2 separate regions of the Homo sapiens genome follow, and region 1 is linked to region 2. Evidence: chromatin contacts called from ENCODE Hi-C data. All regions are on one chromosome and are shown on one strand. Each heading gives the region's core, a stretch centred on a gene start or an enhancer-like site at or near the end of the contact. The rest is flanking DNA. Distances are from core to core; before and after follow the strand shown. Region 1 overlaps SNRPF-DT (SNRPF divergent transcript). Region 2 holds the start of HAL (histidine ammonia-lyase).

Region 1 (7,171 bases), core at 1,974-4,473, 160 kb before region 2:
TAATATATTCCTTAACATTTATTTTATTTATGTTCCATGAACTCAATAATATTAAGCTATATTGATTTAGGATAGTTTCTCTAAGTTTTTTTTTCTAAAATTAGATTGTTTTCTTACTTGATGTTACCCTATATTTATATTTTTTTCTATTGAGCATTGCCCTGAATAAATAGAAGGTTTACTGTCAATTTCAACCTAAAGCAATTAATTTTGAATGGTAAATTTTCTAGCTTTCTAGGAAATGAATGGAAGATACCATTTCTGGTAAGCAAAACTTTTGGCTACCCTCAAAATGTGTATTATTTTATATTAGATCACGATATTCTTCTTTGTCCCTATGTTGGCCCCTTCTCTGGTGATGAACCAGTAGGAAAATTATCAAAATAAAAACCATAAAAACCATGTTAATATATTTACTGAATCATAAGACCTCCAGATTGAAAGAAACCTTCAGAATCTTTTTACCCATCAGACACTTGCATCACCTCTACATCCCAATAAGTGTTTTCTCCTTAAAATGGTCAAGGGAATATATATATATATTCCTCTATATATATACTGTTCATATTTATCAAGGATATATTCCTCTCTAAGTAGGACCTGGCCTGACCAAAATACTTCAAAGGTAATCTGACTGGTACACAATCTAGTAGGATTACCAATCCCTTTTTTTACTTATTCATTAAAAATAGAATTATTGCATATGATGTACATGGCATTTGTTTAGGCACTGGATATCCAGCAGTGAATTAAAAAGCCAATTCTTTCATACATATCAAGGAAGAGAAATGGAGGAATATATATATATATATATATATATATATACACACACACACACACACACACACACACACACACACATATACATATATACATACATATGTATGTGTGTGTATATATATATAGAGAGAGAGAGAGGAAGCCTATTCAATTCTTATGCACCTCTAAATGCGAACAAGCTCTTTCTTAGGCTGAGCAAAAGTCAACAATTTCCATCCTTTGGCACAGGTTATAAGCCCAAATATTTTTCATATGAAAGGCTTTTTAATGTTTTAAGAGAGTTGAATATTTTAAGATAGACAAGCTTTCCTATCCCTAACTCCCTTCTCTTTTCCAAACCAAACAATTAGAGTTTCTTCAATCATTCTGCCCAGGACACACTTAAAGACCACTTGTCAGTGTGTCAATATTCCTCTCCAGGTAGGGCCTGGCCTGACCGGAATACTTCAAAGGTGATCTGACTGGTACATAATCTAGCAGGACTACCAATCCCTTTGTTTTACTTATTCATTAAAAACAGAATTATTGTTTATGATGTACATGGCATTTGCTTAGGCACTGGATATTCAGCAATGAATTAAAAAGCCAATTCCTGACCTGGTAGACCTAACAGTTTAGTGAAGGCAAACAGATAATAATTAAAATAAATAATAAATTGGCCAGGTGCTGTGGCTCATGCCTGTAATCCCAGCACTTTGGAAGTCCAAGGTGGGTGGATCACCTGAGGTCAGGAATTTGAGAATGGCCTGGTCAACATGGTGAAACCCCATCTGTACTAAAAATACAAAAAATATTAGCCAGGTGTGGTGGTGCACACCTGTAATCCCAGCTACTCCAGAGGCTGAGGCAGGAGAATTGCTTGAACCCTGGAGGTGGAGGTTGCAGTGAGGCGAGATGGTGCCACTGCACTCCAGCCTGGGTGACAGAGAGACTCCGTCTCAAAAAATAATAATTATTATAATAAATAAATATATTATAGGATACATGAATAGGAAATAAGCTTTACAGAAAAAATGCAGCAAGGAGGCTCTAGTTTGGGGAAGGAGGATGCTGAATGACTTGTGATAGCCTCTCGAGATGCATTCTTTGTCCTTCTCTGCCTTGCTCTGTCACAGGAGGTTAATCTATGGACTCTATCAGTGGAATCCCTTGCCCTCTGACTTCCAGCCCTTTAATTTGGGAATACCTTAAAAGCCTTAATTAAACATATCCTATGATCAAACAATCTTATTTTTAAGACTTTACCCTAAGAACACAATCAAAGAGGTACACACAAATAAATACTGATAAGGATGTTCACGGCGCCATTACAATTACAAAAAAGTCATAACCAGGTTGAGCGTCCAACAATGGGTTAAATAAATGATGGTAGAACATGAGATGCAATATCATGCAGCTATTAAAAATCTTGTTGTAAAATAATATATATTGACATGTGAAAATGTTCATGATATATTGCTAAGTGAGAAGAAGAGTAAAGAGTGGCAATGATGAGTATCAGGTGATATAACTAGAACTCGCAGGCTTTTGTTTCTATTGCAACTATACATTTTGATGATATCAAGGATGCCTTTTAAAAGTCAGAAAATATTCTTTGCAAATTCCTAATGATTTCTTCTGCATTCTATTTTTCTGGGATTTTTAAATTTTTTACTTTAAGTTCTGGGATACATGTGCAGTGCATTCTTGTTTACACAAGTAACTTTCTTAGCAAGATTTTCTTTTCAGAGAACAATGATAAATTCAGCTCTAATGGAATTCCCATAAAGTCCAAATTAGTCAAGTTTATATGAATGCAGATTTATTATAATCCAGAATGAAATGATTAAGAACAGAATATCCTCTTTTCCCCACAAATGGACCACAAATATATCAAATTATCTATGAAAACATGATCTTCTTTGATCTCATACAAATTCCTATTATTTGTCATGGAGTAAGGCCTTACTCAGTATTTGCTCATGTATTATTTAATTAAAATGACTCATGAAACAAGTGTGTCATTATGCTGGCTTGCCTATTGTCCATATTCACATACTTGAGTGTATCCTTATTCTTGCCTGGAAAAGGCATATGCTGCCTTGGGCATCATTCCAGTTAATCTCTTCAAACGATTTATGAATGAGCATTCGTGAATGTAATTAAGTAGCAAACAGACTTTGAACAGCAGTAGGGAAACAATCTTGAATTCTTCACTCTGAAACTACTTCAAACGTTATGTCCAAATAAAAAGAGGATCTTCACTACCTATTTCATCCCGTCTGCTCAGGGAAGGCTAAATATCTGTCCTGTTCCTATTTGGATAGGTGAAGATACTTGGTTTAAAATCCACATTCTATACATTTCCTCTCCCCATCTCATCTCACTTTCATCTTCTTGCCCAGCAGGAGAGAGTTAACTCAGCCAGAAATGTGGGTAAATACTGGAAACTTACTCAGATGCAGAAGGGACTGTGGCTCAAGATGTTATAATGTCCAGAAAGCAGGGAATGTGTTGGCTTGAGTTAATGCCAGCTTCCTTGTTTACTGGTGAAGTGTGCTTAAAAGATAAGTCTTTGGAGTGTAAGTGTGTGCAACCTGAGAATGAAAGAGAGAGAGCAGAGAGGGAGGAGATGGAGAGGAGAGGGAGGAGAGAGGGAAAGAGGGAGAGAGGGAGGAGAGAGGGAAAGAGGGAGAGAGGGAGGAGAGAGGGAAAGAGGGAGAGAGGGAGGAGACGGGGAGAGAGGGAGGAGAGAGAGGGGGAGGGTGGAGAGAGGGAGGAGAGAGAGAAAGAGGGAGAGAAGGGTGAGGGAGGGAGAGAGGGATGAGGGAGGGAGAGAGGGAGGAGAGAGGGAAAGAGGGATAGATGCAGGAGAGAGAGAGGGAGAGAGGGAGGAGAGAGACAAGGAGAGAGGGAAAGAGGAAGAAACGGAGAGGGAGAGAGGGAGGAGGGAGAGAGGGAGAGAGGGAGGAGAGAGGGAGGAGAGAGGGTGGAGAGAGGGAGGAGAGAGAGAAAGAGGGAGAGAGGGATGAGAGCAGGAGAGAGAAACGAGAGAGGGAAAGATGGAGAGAGGGAGGAGAGGGAGAGAGGGCGGAGAGGGAGAGAGGGCGGAGAGGGAGGAGAGAAGGTGGAGAGAGGGAGGAGAGAGAGAGGGATGAGAGAGGGAGGGAAGAGAGATGGAGAGAGGGAGGGAGGAGAGAGGGAGGGAGGAGAAAGGGAGAGATGTGAGAGGGAGGAGAGAGGGAGAGAGGGAGAGAGAGATGAGGGAGGAGAGAGGGAGAGAGGGAGAGGTTCAGTGGCTCAGGCTTGTAATCCCAGCACTTTGGGAGGTTGAGGCAAGAGGATTCCTTAAGCCAAGGAGTTCAAGACCAGCCTAGGCAATGTAATGAGACCCTGTCTTAATAAAACATTTTAAAATGTGTGTGATGGGTGTAGTTCCAGCTACTTGGGAGACTGAGATGGGAGGATCACTTGCGCCCGGGAGCTTGAGGCTGCAGTAAGCTGTGATCACACCCCTGCTCTCTAGCCTGTGCGACAGAGTGGGACACTGTCTTAAAACAAAGGGCGGCGGTGAGGGGGGAGGAGGTTTGAGGAAAAGACCATATGATACATTATGGTCAACTTTTGCAAGATTCTGAAATTCTGCTGGATGATTTTGATTATAACAGAATGATTAATATTAATTGTGTATATAGCCCTGTTAGCGGTGGAGAATCCATATCCATCTGGGTCTGCAGCAACCTCAATTCTTGCCTCCTCAGAAGAAACAATTTGACTGAGGGGCAGAAGGAGAGACCAAGACAAGTTTTAGAGCAGGCGTGAAAGTTTATTCAAAAGCTTTAGAGCAGGAAGGAAAGGAAGGAAAGTACACTTGAAAGAGGGCCAAGCGGGCGATTTGAAAGACCAGCACGGTTTGAACTTTTGACTTGGGGTTTTATACCTTGGCAGGCTTCCGAGGTCTTGCGTTGCTTCTCCTGCTCATCCAACGCTGAGATCTGATCCGGAAGCTGCTGATCACCAGTTTCAGCTGTTTTCTATCTGGTACGAGACTGTCTTTCCCTAGTGCCAGCTGTGACCAATTATTACTGTAGAGAAACAGTTAACAACCGCCTGACCTCACAGGATGGCCTCCCGACACACCTGGTGTGTGAGTAGTGGGGGAGCCCTCTCCTTCCCTGCTCACACCTGACTATAGCACAAGATATTGTTTAGATTATTATTATTCTAATATTACCAATGCTAACTTTAAAAATGAATACATTTCCACCACCTCTTAAAGGAAAGATTCACTGGCTAATCTCCTCAGATAAATATATTCTTTTTTTTTTTTTTTTTTTTTTTTTGAGATGGAGTCTTGCTCTATCACCCAGGCTGGAGTGCAGTGGCACGATCATGGCTCACTGCAAACTCTGCCTCCTGGGTTCAAGCCATTCTCCTGCCTCAGCCTCCCCAGTAGCTGGGATTATAGGCATGCATCACCATGCCCAGCTAATTTTTGTATTTTTAGTAGAGATGGGGTTTCACCATGTTGGCCAGGCTGGTCTCAAACTCCTGACCTCGTTATCCGCCTGCCTCGGCCTCCCAAAGTGTTGGGATTACAGGTGTGAGCCACTGCACCTGGCCAGATGAATATATTCTTGAATGAACATTTACATGTTTAAATTAGTGTGTATGCAAGTGACTTCAGGGTCATGGTGACCATATTCTGTAAATCCATCGTATGGAACATAATTGTGAACGAATAGTTATGGGCATAAGCATTCATAAATGTTAAAGACCTAACGCTAACTGAGTTAAAAAATAATCTCTCTATTATCAAGGGCACACTTTCTAATGGCAAAATTTTTTAAAATGAAAAACCCGGGAAATTATAAAGAAAATTTAACCATCCCAAATCCCATAACCTAAACATAACAACTAATAACATTTTGGTGTTTATTTTTAGTCTGTTTTTCTAGACACATATATTCAAATGTCCATATTTTGACATTATTAATATTTATTTACATATTTTGATGTCTTATATTTTCCCATGTCATTAGAATCTTTGTAAATATTATTTTAAATTATGGCATTACTTTTTTTTTTTTTTTTTGAGGTGGAGTTTCGCTCTTGTTGCCCAGGCTGGAGTAAAATTGTGTGATCTAGGCTCACTGCAACCTCTGCCTCTCAGGTTCAAGAGATTCTCCTGCCTCAGCCTCCTGAGTAGCTGGGATTACAGGTGCCCACCACCATGCCCAGCTAATTTTTTTGTACTTTTAGTAGAGACAGGGTTTCATCATGTTGGCCAGGCTAGTCTTGAACTCCTGGCCACAGGTGATCCACTCACCTCAGCCTCCCAAAGTGCTGGGATTACAGGTGTGAGCCATGGTGCCCAGCCTGTATTAAATTTTATCATATGAAAATATTGTTGCCAATTGAAGTATTATTTAGCCACTTCACTAGTATTGACCATGAACGTCTTTATACATGTCCACAGTTTTTTTTTTTTTTTTTTTTTTTTTTTTATTTTTTATTTTTTATTTTTATTGATCATTCTTGGGTGTTTCTCGCAGAGGGGGATTTGGCAGGGTCATAGGACAATAGTGGAGGGAAGGTCAGCAGATAAACAAGTGAACAAAGGTCTCTGGTTTTCCTAGGCAGAGGACCCTGCGGCCTTCCGCAGTGTTTGTGTCCCTGGGTACTTAAGATTAGGGAGTGGTGATGACTCTTAACGAGCATGCTGCCTTCAAGCATCTGTTTAACAAAGCACATCTTGCACCGCCCTTAATCCATTTAACCCTGAGTGGACACAGCACATGTTTCAGAGAGCACAGGGTTGGGGATAAGGTCACAGATCAACAGGATCCCAAGGCAGAAGAATTTTTCTTAGTACAGAACAAAATGAAAAGTCTCCCATGTCTACTTCTATCCACACAGACCCCGCAACCATCCGATTTCTCAATTTTTTCCCCACCCTTCCCGCCTTTCTATTCCACAAAACCGCCATTGTCATCATGGCCCATCCCCAATGAGCCGCTGGGCACACCTCCCAGACGGGGTCGTGGCCGGGCAGAGGGGCTCCTCACTTCCCAGTAGGGGCGGCCCGGCAGAAGTGCCCCTCACCTCCCAGATGGGGCGGCTGGCCGGGAGGGGGGCTGACCCCCCCACCGCCCTCCCGGACGGGGCGGCTGGCCAGGCAGAGGGGCTCCTCACTTCCCAGTAGGGGCGGCCGGGCAGAGGCGCCCCTCACCTCCTGGATAGGGCGGCTGGCCGGGCGGGGGGCTGTTCCCCCCACCTCCCTCCCGGACGGGGCGGCTGGCCGGGCAGAGGGGTCCTCACTTCCCAGTAGGGGCGGCCGGGCCGAGGCGCCCCTCACCTCCCGGACGGGGCGGCTGGCCAGGCAGGGGGCTGATCCCCCCACCTCCCTCCC
Region 2 (7,012 bases), core at 2,834-5,333:
GGGGGACATTACGATTTCAGATTCCCAGGCACCAACCAGAACTACTGAATTGGCCTTTGGGATGGACATTGATATCATGCAATTTTTCTAACCATATTCATGTACCACTTAATCCAAGTTTCTTCTAGGCAGGCTTGAATGTAAGGGCAGACTTAAGAGTCCTGTTCTAGTCTTGAAGATGACAAATGCTAGGGAAAGGGTCTTGCAGAATAAGTTAAAGTTCATAGGAGTAAGCATCTCTGATCGACTTTCTCCTCTTCCCCCATCTAACTATCCTACTTTTTGCCAACGGCATTTCCCACTCATTTCAATTATTTCATGTCTTCTCAGGTGATTCCTCAGCATCTGGCCAATCAATTCTACCCTGTGGTACATGTCCAGCCTCCACAGAGGTTCCGTCTAGGGAGCCATTGCATTACCATTAAACATTTCTATGACTTGTTTGAGGGTCTCCAGGGAAATGCCACTGTATCCTTTGGCTAAGACATTGATCCTTAAAGCCAAGAGCATCCGACACCTCTCAGGACTTAGTGGTTTCCCAACACCTGCAAAACAGAATTGATGTTTTCTCCAAGAAAAGCAAACTCCTTTTTGTCTCCTGACAATTGCCCTCCCTCCCTCCAATCTTTCCCATATGTAGCCCAGCCTGCTATTACCTTCTCCTCTCGGCTCAGGTAGTTGGACTACTCTCCCTCCTGCCTGTCTGACTTGTCTGAGCCCCATCTTCCTGACAAAGGTTAAGACCCCAGTTTTGCCTTCTCAATTCCCCTTTTTGGGAAGCTTCAGTGAACCCCTGACCTCCCACTCACCTTTAGAATAGCATCCAGAGTCCTTAGCACAACTTCTTTACCATCTGATGGGTGCTGATTGGTGACAGTCTTTCCCATCTCACTATGCCCATCCTAACTCATTCTTTGAGTTCCAGGCTTTATTTCCTTCCCTGAATGCAACAGTGTCTCCATGGCATGGGACATGTGTTCTCATACCAACCCCATCCCTCCACCTGGCCCATTTCTTTTTCTGAGGCTCAGCTGATTCTTTCTGCATCCCTTCTCACCTCGGCACCTAGTTCTTGAAATGCTGTTTTGAGAAACTAGCTTTTTGTGACTATAACTGGATAACTCACACTGTGCTGTGCTTTATTCATCTAATCACACAAGATCCAGGAGGCACCCAACGTTTTGACTTACCTGAAGAATGTGAGCGTACTAAGTTGACCTGAAGCTCCCTGCAACAGAAAGGTAAAAACCCTCTTAGATACATTGCAGTGAGAAAATGTTCCCTCAGCTGGGAAAATGAAGGGAATCATGGTCAAATCCTTGGAGGGACAGAAGGAAGGCAATGGGAGAAACCAGCCAGCCTGGGTTTTCAATACCAACTCACATGCAAGGTAACCCAAGCCTCATCCTCTGATCTGTAAATTGGGGCAAATGTGAATTATTTCCCTTGTTGAAAAATATTTAAAAGATGAGGGTAGGTGGAACGTGAACATATGTGTGTTTTAAACTTACTGTAGCTTATTGATAGGAATTACAGTTCTGGCAAATTTCCCAAAACCTGTAGTAATACCGTAAACAACTAGAATAAAAAGAGACATTATGCAATTAAATGCAGGGATTTTTGTTTGTTTATAAAAATATTTATAACATAAAGATAAAAAGATACCTGTTTTCTCTTTTATGATGCTATCTATGACCTCCCTGGATTTCTGCACCCTCTTCTCAGCTGTTGGGGTGAGCTAGGAAAATGTTGATCAGAACTGAGCACGTTAAAGACTTCCACGGGCAACAAAAATGGCCAGAGGACATCTTTCCCCTCCCTCCCCATACCTTTATTTTGTAGCGTCCCTTTCCCAAGTTGACCAGATCCTCCGTGGTCAGACGGTCTCCATCTAACTCGATGTACTACACAAAAGAAGGGGATCTCAGTGAGTCTGAACAGCTTGATTATTCTAACCAGAGTAGGGACACCTCCAACAGAACCAAACTGACATTTCAGAGATCTGATCATTGCGTGAAACATGAATATGCTAAATAAAAATGCATCTTGCATAAGAGGAGGCTTATTGGTGCAAAAGCATAATGCCTTTCCAAGCCCCCTTTCCCCACTACAGAGCTGGATAAAGCCCTGTGGTTGGTTGGTTTGTTTGTTTTGAGGCAGAGTCTCCAGCCCAGGCTGGAGTGCAGTGGTACAAACATGGCTCACTGCAACCTCTGCCTCCTGGGTTCAAGCAATTCTCGTGCCTCAGGCTCCTGAGTAGCTGGTATTACAGGTGCACGCCACCATACCTGGCTAATTTTTGTACTTTTAGTAGAGATGGGGTTTCACCATGTTGGCCAGGCTGGTTTCAAACTGATGACCTCAAGTGAACTGCCCACCTCGGCCACCCAAAGTGCTGGGACTACAGACATGAGTCACTGCTCCCGGCCAGCCCTGTTCTAATTGACAGTGTTTTCTCAGAAGTTTTCCTGGCTTTCCTCCCTCTTAAATAAGGGGCCTTAATTTTCTGAAGAAAAAGAAAGTGGTTTGAAGCTTACCTTTTCAGGCTCCCGGTACTTGCTGTATCTGTATCCAGGTAAAGGAACATATAGGGTGGTGTGGAAAAACCCCCAGCCCCACCATCTGCAGGAGCCACCCCCAGAGCAGACCAAAGAGCCTGTGGGAAAGGATACAGATAAACTCCTTCTGGTTGAGATGGAATGAAGTCAGGAGACATGGCATCACCCTCTATAACTAAAACAATGCACGGGAGACTCGTTACAGATCACATTGTACAGCCATGTTCCCCCTGTTAAACCAAGGAACGGCCCATCATTGGCCCATGAATTCTATAGAAATGGCTGCTTTAAAACTGCTTCAGATGGTTTCATGTGGTCTTAGCATCTTTATGTAGGAGGAGAGCAAAAAGCAGAAAGGTAGGTGTCAGGGCAGAGACCAGGGGTTTAGATGAAAGTTCAAGACAGAATTCCACTTCCATCCCCATTCCCAGCTTTATTTTCTTCAAAATCTGAACTGATGCTATGCTGCCGGCCTCCAGTCTGGGGGTGGGGGTGGATTCTTTCGAAAGGCAAAATAACCTCAAAATGATTCAGTCACTGCAAAGGGATTCAGACCTGCAGCCTTGAGTACCAGTCTAGTCTTTGTTACTTACTAGCTGCTGGAGTCTGGGTAAGTTACCTCCTCTCTGATTTCTCCTCCATCAGAGGTGGAGGAGAATCCTACCCATCTCACAGGGTTGTGTGAGGACTTAAGATCCCCAGAGGCGTGGCATGTGCCTGCACAGGGCCAGCCTCGGCAAGCCTGACCTCTGCTCATCATTTTCCCTGAGGTGGGGGTTCAATGCTGCAAAGACTAAGCCAGGCCAAACCGCACCCGTTCGCGGCCCTCTCCTGCAGCCACTCACCCACTTCCACGAACTCGTTGTTCTCTAGGGCCACCTCGAGCCGGTCCTCGTTGTCCAGCAGGCCCAGGCCCTTGCACCGGCGCACAAGGAAGTGCGCGTCATCCACGGAGGTGAAGCCACCATTGTCGGGCTTATTCTTGATATAGCGCCTCACGGCCTCCCGGCCCAGCCAGCCCACAGTGAGCTGCGCGTCCTGGCAGGGCACTGCCAGCCATTCCCCACGTACGTGCACCGTGTATCTGGGCATGGCTCCGCTGCAGCCTGAGGTCCTCAGCTGGTCACAGGAGGGGAGAGCTTTATGCAGGAGTGGCTACCGGGGTGTGGTCAGCTGGAAGGATGAGAATAGACTTTCAAACCACTCCCCCTCCTTCACCTTTACTCATTCATGCATTGGACAAATATTTATTGAGGTACCTGCTGTCCCTTTGGTTTTTGTAGCCGAGCAGGGGCAGGAGCAGGGGATGCAGACGGGTGAGCCTCCTGTCCACTTTCCATCCAGACCTGCTGCCAGAAAGGCCTGGGGTCTCCCACCCTGGGAGGTGCTGTTCTTGTCCCTGATGGCACCTACCTGCTGCTGGCCCCCTTTCTTCAGGGTCCCCAATTTCTCTCTCTTCCCTCGTTTCTGTCTGTGTTCTCTGCCATTAAGGGCAGCTTATAAACACCATGTTCCTGTCTTTATCTGAGATTACTCAACTGTAAAACGTGTTCTGTGGGCCAACTGTGACACTGGGAGTGTGGCAATCGTCACTCATTTGTTTATTCCACAAACATGTATTGAGCAACTACTTCCTGTCACCAGTAAGGTTTTCTGAAGCTTTCTTTCCACCAGGGAAGACTGCAAAGGCCAGAGATCATTTTCACAACTAAAGGTCGTCATCTGGGCAAATGAACCACTCTGACTTGGAGATTAGGGGCTCAGACAGCCGTGGATGAGAGTCCAGCTCTACTACTTATTAGCCTTGATTAGGTGAGTATTACCCTGTATTTCCTTATCAGAAGGCCTAGGGGCTAACTGCCTCCTTCCAGTATGTGCAGGATTTACCTGTGATCAAATCCTGGCTCTGCCATTTGCTAAGTGTATGACTTGTGGGCAAGTGATTTGACTTCTCTGGGCCTCAGTTGCCTCATCTGTAAAATGAAGATAATGGTAATGATGATAGTATATATGTCAAAGGGCTATTGGGAGGATGAAGTCAGTTCATATATGTAAAGCCCTCAACACAACACCTGGCATAGTGGAAATATTATAGAAGTGTCTGTGATTACTAGTATCTGGACACCAATACTCCATGTAACTATAATGCTTTATAAATGTTCTGTATGAATCATAAAGCTATAAAGTTCCATAAATGCTCTTTCATCTTGGCACATGGATATCCCTCACCCAATTAAGCTTCTTCACCACAGATAACTGCTCCCTGCACCCGCCTTATTACCATTGGTATTAAGGAACTCTGGATAGCATGATTACGGCATCAAAGATATGCAGATGCTATTTTGACTAAGCAGCACTTTCATCGTAAGCCAATTTTTAGAGATTTGATTATTGCACTAGAAAAATCCTGAAAAGTCTGTTTCCACTAAATCAGACTTCTGTTGGGAAGAGAGACATGGTTGCTCAAGAAAAACACCTATACTCATACCCAGAGTCCCTCTCATCTGCTGACAGCTTCCCAGGAAGCGTACAAATAGCTACCCTTCCTTGAGCCTTATTGAAACTTGCTCTTCAGATACCCACACCATGACTGCACCCTGGAATTTGTCATGACCTGAATTTGACACACTTAAGAAATCACCCTGGAATCTGTCACGACCTGAATTTGACACACTTAAGAAATCTGAAATTCCAATATTCCACCTTCTGACCACAACCTTCCAGCTGCCCTTTTACTCTAGTCACTGCCAGCCTTGGACCTGACCTCCAGTCAGTCTCTTCATCCCTCCACTTCCCACCAGCATCCTCACTTACTATCCTAGGAAGCTGGTCCCTAGTCGCTCACTGGACCACTCTTTCTTAAGCACTCTGAGATTCCTTTGCATCCCTAAACTTATGTCTACACTTGGAATAACACCCATCCCCTTAGTCATCACAAAAAACAGCCATCTCTTGGAAGGATTGCTTAAGCCTAGGCAGTCAATGCTGCAATGAGTTATGATTATACCACTGTACTCCAGCCTGGGTGAGAGCAAGACCCTGTTTAAAATTAAAAGAAACTGTCATATCTGTTCACCCAGGCAGAAGACACTGATAGAGAAAGTCCTGTGATCACATAGTTTGATGGTATTGCCCTTTTATTCCATCCAGCCCACAGTGACTTTCCAAAACTTTGACCCCTCTGCCAGGACCTTCTCGACATCCACCTCTAATTCTCAGAAGGAGACCTTACTTCCTACATCTGTGAGAAAACTGAGGACTGCACATGTGAACCACCTTAACCTTCTGCCCCACCCCCCCCCATTCATTCCTTGACTCATTTAACAAATATTTTTTCAACACCTGTTATGTAACAAGCTCTATGCGAGGTGCTGGGGATGAAATAAATAACAAACACGCTCTACATTCATGAGGCTTACTGTCTGGTGATGGATAAAGCTGTATAAAGATGACTAATAAGAGGTCTAACTATCTTCATGCTGCAAAACAACCCAAACTACTGCATGCTCCAGTTGACTGTCACTGCCGAGACCAGCTTCTGAGTAATTTCAGCCCAGGCATCAGACTAGTGAGGGAAGGAGCTTCCAGGTGATACCACCTCCCAGCCATGTAAGTCACCCCCAGCAGTTTGAGGATTCTAAACTCAGGCCCTACGCATTGTGGAGCAGAGTCTTCCTTGTTATTCTTTCTCCAGAAACGCACTTTCCAACTTCCTTTGCCTGTCTAGATCTTTCTTACTCCTTAAGCCTGTTTAGGCCTTTTCTTCTCCAGGAAGCATTCCCTAAATTCTTCAGTTGGGTTAAGTGGCCCTTCTCTGGGATGCCTTAGCATAGCTCTTCTTTAGTATTATCTAGGAAATTACTTGTCTGTGTTCATCCATAATTATGTATATATCCGATCTGGCACAAAGACATTTAGCATATGCTTACTAGCTGAACTGAAGAAATGTGAACTGCACCGAGCTGGCCCCTAGGTAAACCAGCAAGCAGGATTAAGTTTGTCTTTAGCGCCCTCTACCTTCTTCACAGCACCCTTCCATGCCACCCTTCAAGCATCCCTTGTCACAATTCACTTTCAGTATCACTAAGTGATAACTAAAAACGACATTAACTTACAGCTTGTCTTGTAAGCTCATAGGGCAGAAGCCTTAAAGAGCAGTATTTGGGTAAATGGATTTGCTAAAGTCTAATCTTAGAACATGATCTTATGCCAGTGATTTGAGCTGAACTCCCTTCTCTGTATTCTTGGCAAGGAAGGCAAGGGAGAGCAGAGCCTGGAGAAAGAATCACACTGCAGCATAGATAAGTGACCAAGAGGACAGAACGAGGCGGGTGGATTGCTTGAGCCCAGGAGTTCGAGACCAGCCTGGGCAACATGGCCAAACTCTTTCTCTACAAAACAAAAATTAGCCAGACATGGTGGTGCATGCCTGTAGTCTCAGCTACTCCAGAGGC

Evidence for each region. Hi-C counts contacts between places; a loop is a spot of excess contacts on that map. Pooled maps may share reads with other maps.
Region 1: a loop to region 2 is called in a pooled map of right cardiac atrium, with 3 times the contacts of the local background. The contact joins the enhancer-like site here to the promoter of HAL in region 2. A Hi-C loop is called at or near these places in 33 of 168 maps with a recorded cell type or tissue (CD4-positive, alpha-beta memory T cell, CD8-positive, alpha-beta T cell, Caco-2 and 20 more), 10 of 37 single-sample maps with no recorded cell type and 27 of 50 pooled maps.

Annotation. Positions count from the first base shown.
Region 1 is chr12:95,833,573-95,840,743 of GRCh38, forward strand. The region is part of intron 1 of SNRPF-DT (SNRPF divergent transcript); the gene reads right to left. Among named protein-coding and RNA genes, the nearest start is that of SNRPF-DT, 22 kb to the right of the region's middle. RefSeq lists a silencer at 4,746-4,946. Within about 2 kb of position 3,224, at least 4 of the 41 ENCODE cell types and tissues checked have a DNase peak (open chromatin) inside an H3K27ac peak, as active enhancers do; they include endothelial cell of umbilical vein, where a contact is called at or near this core.
Region 2 is chr12:95,992,261-95,999,272 of GRCh38, forward strand. HAL (histidine ammonia-lyase) reads right to left here and starts at 4,084. Exons shown (of 21, transcript NM_002108.4): 1 at 3,818-4,084; 2 at 3,404-3,731; 3 at 2,673-2,733; 4 at 2,538-2,565; 5 at 1,830-1,904; 6 at 1,666-1,738; 7 at 1,512-1,578; 8 at 1,191-1,228; 9 at 420-545. The coding sequence starts at 3,650. It overlaps LOC102723340 (a long non-coding RNA gene), which reads left to right and starts at 4,222. Exons shown (of 4, transcript XR_945237.4): 1 at 4,222-4,370; 2 at 6,071-6,167. RefSeq lists enhancers at 4,297-4,466, 5,691-5,985, 6,432-6,491.